2 separate regions of the Homo sapiens genome follow, and region 1 is linked to region 2. A link is a contact called in ENCODE Hi-C or POLR2A ChIA-PET data. All regions are on one chromosome and are shown on one strand. Each heading gives the region's core, a stretch centred on a gene start or an enhancer-like site at or near the end of the contact. The rest is flanking DNA. Distances are from core to core; before and after follow the strand shown.

The links. Hi-C counts contacts between places; a loop is a spot of excess contacts on that map. ChIA-PET counts read pairs that join two places held with the same protein, here RNA polymerase II (POLR2A). Pooled maps may share reads with other maps.
Region 1: a map of HepG2 shows a loop between it and region 2 (39-fold over the local background). The contact joins the promoter of TGFA here to the promoter of MXD1 in region 2. A Hi-C loop is called at or near these places in 2 of 168 maps with a recorded cell type or tissue (HepG2 and naive thymus-derived CD4-positive, alpha-beta T cell) and 8 of 50 pooled maps. POLR2A ChIA-PET finds 5 or more read pairs at or near these places in 1 of 52 experiments (MCF 10A).

What each region holds. Positions count from the first base shown.
Region 1 is chr2:70,552,560-70,555,259 of GRCh38, reverse strand. TGFA (transforming growth factor alpha) reads left to right here and starts at 1,434. Exons shown (of 6, transcript NM_003236.4): 1 at 1,434-1,532. The coding sequence starts at 1,493. LOC124907824 (a long non-coding RNA gene) reads right to left here and starts at 2,552. Exons shown (of 2, transcript XR_007086906.1): 1 at 1,868-2,552. RefSeq lists a silencer at 1,304-1,373.
Region 2 is chr2:69,913,678-69,916,484 of GRCh38, reverse strand. MXD1 (MAX dimerization protein 1) reads right to left here and starts at 1,376. Exons shown (of 6, transcript NM_002357.4): 1 at 1,082-1,376; 2 at 265-364. The coding sequence starts at 1,154. RefSeq lists a silencer at 773-1,002 and enhancers at 1,653-1,852, 1,953-2,062, 1,545-2,150, 2,163-2,212.

The DNA of each region.
Region 1 (2,700 bases), core at 185-2,684, 640 kb before region 2:
CTACTAAAGGAAGTGCATGTGTGCCTTGTACATGCATGGGGTGGACCAAGGAAAAGATTTACCCTAAAAGAACAAAGTATGCTCCGACAAATCTATTGAAAGGAATGATTTACACTGGTGCTTCCTGCCCAAATGTTGAGACCAATGGCCTGGTGCTTCCTTCTTGAAACTAGGTTGCTCTACTTACATGAAACAAACTGGGCAGAGGTCAACCGTGAGAGCCTGAGCCTCCCCAAGTAAACAGCAAAAGATTCCCCAGGCCCAACAGCCCCCACCCCCACCTTCAAGGAAAGTGGATCTACCCGGAGCACGTAGGCCAGAGGAGGCAGGAGAAGAGGGTCAGTCCGTGAGCTCCGGGTACCTGGAGAACATGAATCTCCCGGGTGTACTGTCCCCATGAGGGTCACCGAGGAACCTATGGATCTTCCACTCTTCGCCCAGAATGTCTTCCCTCTATCCCCTCCACCTCCCCAAATTCCAGCACCAGGGGCCACCTCAGAGCCACAAATCCTGAAAGGACCACCCAGGTGACTCGGGCCCACACACCCCTCTTTCGGGGTACACTTGGTGGCAGGCTAGCAGGCTTTTGGCCTCAGCTGGTGGTGCCATATAACCAGATTCGTCACAGAGACCCATTTTTTATCAGTCCCAGGCCAGAAGTACGAAGACTGATCTTAACGATGTGGCCTGCCTGGGAGGTAAGGCGGCAGGCGTTGCCAGAATTGATGGGAACTGTGGCACAGGTGGGAAACCTGGTTTAACAAATTCTTCATTGATTCAGGGGACCACTTTCCTTGAGCCAAGTCTTGGCAAGCGGCCGGCGAAACTCACAGGTCCCTTTCCTGGCTGCGTCCCCAGCCTCCAGCCTTCCCCGCCCCAGAGATGCCCCAGGAGCGGCCCCTCGGTGTAGGTAACGGGTGCCCGGGCGGCTCCGCTCCGCCGCCTAGAGCCTGGAAGCCGCCACTGCGGCCCAGGACAATCCGGCTACGCGGCCGGCGCCGACCCCGCACGCTGGAGTCCGCTGCCGCACGGCGCTGGCAGTCGGGGGTGGTGTCTGAAGTCAGGCGCTTCCTGCCTTTTCGTCGGCCCGGGTGCCCGGCTCGCGCCGCCAGGCTCTGGGATCCCAGGTCGCCCCGCCCAGCAGCCCGCGCCCTGCTCGGTGCGCTCAGCGTCCCCGCCCCTTACCCCAAACCCCCACCCTCTGTGCCCTCAGGGGGGCACCCCCATCGGGGCGGGAGGGGGGGGTCAGCTGTGCCCCGGTCGCCGAGTGGCGAGGAGGTGACGGTAGCCGCCTTCCTATTTCCGCCCGGCGGGCAGCGCTGCGGGGCGAGTGCCAGCAGAGAGGCGCTCGGTCCTCCCTCCGCCCTCCCGCGCCGGGGGCAGGCCCTGCCTAGTCTGCGTCTTTTTCCCCCGCACCGCGGCGCCGCTCCGCCACTCGGGCACCGCAGGTAGGGCAGGAGGCTGGAGAGCCTGCTGCCCGCCCGCCCGTAAAATGGTCCCCTCGGCTGGACAGCTCGCCCTGTTCGCTCTGGGTACGTACGCCGGCTGCGGCGCCCCCTGCGCCGCGCGACACCCTGCTTCCCCCGGTCCCCGCCGAGTTCCCCTTTCCGGGGGTTTCTGCGCCCGCCTGGGAGAGTGGAGAGAAGCGAGTAGTCTCAATGGGTTGGCGCCTGGGAGGCAAGGGGAGTCATTAAGAATGACAAAGAGGGGACTGTCCGGTCGAGCGCCGAGGCTTCCCCGGGAAAGTGGCTGCCTGGGCCGTGCGTGAGAACACCTGGGAAGGGGAAGCGGAGTGTGAACGGGCTTGAACTTTAATCCGCCGCAGCTGTGTGTCTGCTCAGACACATGCCTACACCTACCTGCTTACCTGGCTGCCTCCAAGCCCGGCTCAGCCGGCGTCGCTGGCGTGTAGACTGGGCCGCCTCGGAACGGGGGCCGGCGTCTAACCCTCTGGCCGGGTCTTGCCTGCGCCCCTTTGGCACCCCCTGCCCACCTCTAAGCCCCAGCGACGAGCAGAGATGTTCAAGATCGGCAGAGGCGCCCTCGATCTCTTTTCAGAGCTCTTGAGCTTTGGGGGTAGGTTTTGGATTTTTGGGCGGATTAATGGTTCCTTTAATTAACTTCCCTGGGAGAAGTGGTTTCGGTGTCCGCCGAGGGCAGGAGCGAAACCCTAGACCGAGTGTTGCCAGTTTCCTTTGAGTATGTCCTTGGAAATGAAGGAGGGATGGGAAAGGTGAGGGGAAGTTAAACCCCTCTCCCGGGTCGGGTCTGCGGAGCGGTGCGTTTTTTGGCGGTGAAGTTCAAGGGTCTGTCTGGACGCGGTGAGGGCGCAGCGCCGCGCGCCTCCTGGCCAATTCTTGCCCCTTGTGCTGGTGGGTCTCTCTGGTGTTGAGATAGCTGATCAATAGCGCAGGTGTCCTGGTTATTGCTAGTCTTCCGTGAAGTGAATTGTTCGTTCGATATGCCCCGAGTTTAACCCGTATAGCATGCGGCTCGCTGCAGGGTGGTTAGAGTCTGTGGAAAGCCATGGAACTCCTCCCCAGAAATGCCCAGAGCCGCAGCCTCACCCAGCTCCGTGTACAACTACAGGGGGTTCGCGGCCCCGCCTGCAAGCCTGCCCTAGAAACGCTGATTAAAAACCGCAGCAGAAGGGGAGGCATCCTGTAAGAGAAATACAAGGCAGTCTTGGAACCGGATGCT
Region 2 (2,807 bases), core at 127-2,626:
TGTTCCAAAAGGGAAGAAAAGTGAAATTAAATTTTGAATAAAGTTCATAAAGAAATGTAAAACATTTCTATTTTTCTTTTCAGTTCCCTCAACCCAAACAGAAACAGCTTCCTGCAATGGCTTAAGTCCATGTGTACATTACTGAATCATGACGGCCACAATGTAATTTTATAGGGTTATAATCACAACAGAAAACTTACATTCAGCAGTTTGTGTCACCTACAATATAATCTAAAAGACAGAAAGAAGTATTTACCAAATTACCTGCTACTGCTGTTATTCTTTTTGGATTTGTTCCTCCGTTTTAAGGCATCTCTGTCCTTGTTATTGTATGGTAACATGGAGGCATAACCATGTTCAGCTTCTAGAAAACAGGAGGATCCAGTTAATGAATGGGCCCAGAATATTTAATGCTCTCTCCTCTCTACAGTATTTCCTTTTTCCTTTATTTATCTTTAAAAGAATATTGTGGAAATAATTAAATGGAGTAAGGTGGAATTCTGAGAACAATGATTTAAAAAAAAATTGTGTGAATATCGTCAATTCGGAGCAGGTGTAAGGAGGATTCCAGCTGCTCATTGTTGAGAAAGACACAGTAGTGGCTAGGCTCACGCAGCCTGGGTTTCCCACTGGCTACATCCAGCAGGTTGGTGCGGGTTAAGTGGAACCAGCTCAGGCGAAGGTGCGGGGCAAGCACCGTGAGCCGGGGACCGGGAGGCGCTGCTCCTCTGCCCAGGAGACTGGGGCGCCGGGCCCACCTGGGGGCCGGCCGGGACCAGCCCGGGTGAGGTAAACCAGGGAGGCTATCGGAGGGGGCCCCGGCCACCCACTCGTGAAGGGCTGGGGAAGGGGCGGCGTTCGGGACCCCGGCGGGCGGCAGCCCCTTCTCCACCCCATTCATTGCTTTGGGGCAGCGGCGGCTTCCCTTCGGACCGCGCGTGGGGAGAGCCAGAGGGGTTGGGAGCGCTCGCGGTCTCCCCGCCTCCAACCACCCCCGGAGCGGCTGGGCGCCCGGACCTGAGGCCGGCCCCACAGGACCCCCGGCCTCGTTTCGAGTGGACCCCTCCCCGTCCCCGTGCACCTCTCTCCCGCCGCTCCAGATAGTCGGCCGCCTCCAGCAGCATCTGGATGTTCATCCGAACCGCCGCCGCCATTCTGCACCGGGGGCCGGAGCCACGGGACCAACCCCCACTGCCCACGGGCTCGCTGCCGCCGCCGGACCGCTGTGGAGCCCGCTATGGAGCCCGCTGTGGAGCCCGCTGTGGACCCCGCGGAGCAGGGCTGAGGGAGCCTCTCTGGCAACCACGCTCGACAAGAGAGGGAGGGGGCCAGTGAGCTGGGCACCGCCGACACAGTGACAGAACCCGGAGCAGAGCAGCAGCCGCCACCGCCGCGGAGTGTTTATCCCCGACTCACCATCTCCCCGCCCCCAGCCCCTTCTCTTGACAGGCCAGCTTCGGCCGCGTTCCTCATTGGGCCCCCCAAAGAATGCCCCGCCCCTACACTTGTGCGATTGGGAGAGGGCTTCAGGGCTCCACCCCGCAAAGTCCGCTCCTCTCGCTGGTTGGTCACACTTGACAAGGCCCGGGCTCCACCCCCTCTTTCCAACTGGTGACAGGATTCGCAACTCCGCCTCGTGCTCCTTCCTTGTTTCCCATTGGTTCTATACCAACAACCCGGGCCCCCTTTTGCTTTGTTAGTATTGGCCAAGAGCTGCAGAAGGCAAGCACCTCGCCGGTCTCCCATTGGTGAAGCCTTCGGAAACCTCCCAGCTACGATGATGTCACCTTTCTCCAGGCCAGGCGAGCCCTAAGTGGCTGATGGTCAGCAGCCTGGCTGCTCCTCACCGGGTCTGGCATTGGCTGGGAGGGCCGGTCCGGCGCTGGGCGGCGCTGATTCACCAGCCGCTGCGGAGCTCTGCTCCACCCGGCCTTGCCTCGGACCTGTTGCCAAGACCTGTCCCCGGGGAAAACTTCCGGGGACCTGCCAGGCGTCCATCGAATGGAAGGCTGGCACCTCGTGTCGCCTGGGCGCTCTGCCCCGCTTGGGTTCGGGGCCGGAGCCCTCGGTCTGGTGGCCGCGGCCCTGGAGGTTCTGGGCTTCGCGGAACTCGGGCTGGCGAGGGCCCAGCCTCGAATCCTCCCGAAGAGCGGTGCAGGCTAGTGGCCGGTGAGCCGGGAGCTAGGGCAGGCGCCACGTGGCTGCTGCGGGGCTTGAGAAGAAAAGCCGGCCGTTGTTAAATGCTCGCCGCTCGGCGTTTTTTCTGCCCTCAAGAAAGAGCTGGAATCGGGCTGCAGTATACAGCATTGAGCTCATGCGCCTTTTCCGCACCCCCCTCCACCCCCGGGAAGTGATGGAATAATTAATTACTTTCACGCGAGCGGCTTTTTAAAGCTCAGAGACTTCCTGAACCTACAGAATGGCATTAAACCCTAAGATTCTTTGCTTAAATCTCTTTTGGGGTTTTCCCCTCCCTTTTAATTCTAGATGAAAACACTCACAAGATTATTGTTTTTGTTTGTTTGTTTTGAAAGGGAGTTTTGCTCTTGTCGCCCAGGCTGGAGTGCAATGGCGCGATCTCGGCTCACTGCAACCTCCTTCTCCCGGGTTCAAGCGATTCTCCTGCCTCAACCTTCTGAGTAGCTGGGATTACAGGTGCCCACCACCACGCCCGGCTAATTTTTGTATTTTTAGTAGAGACGGGGTTTCACCATGTTGGCCAGGCTGGTCTCGAACTCTTGACCTCAGGTGATCCACCCACCTCAGCCTCCCAAAGTGCTGGGATTACAGGCGTGAGCCACCGCACC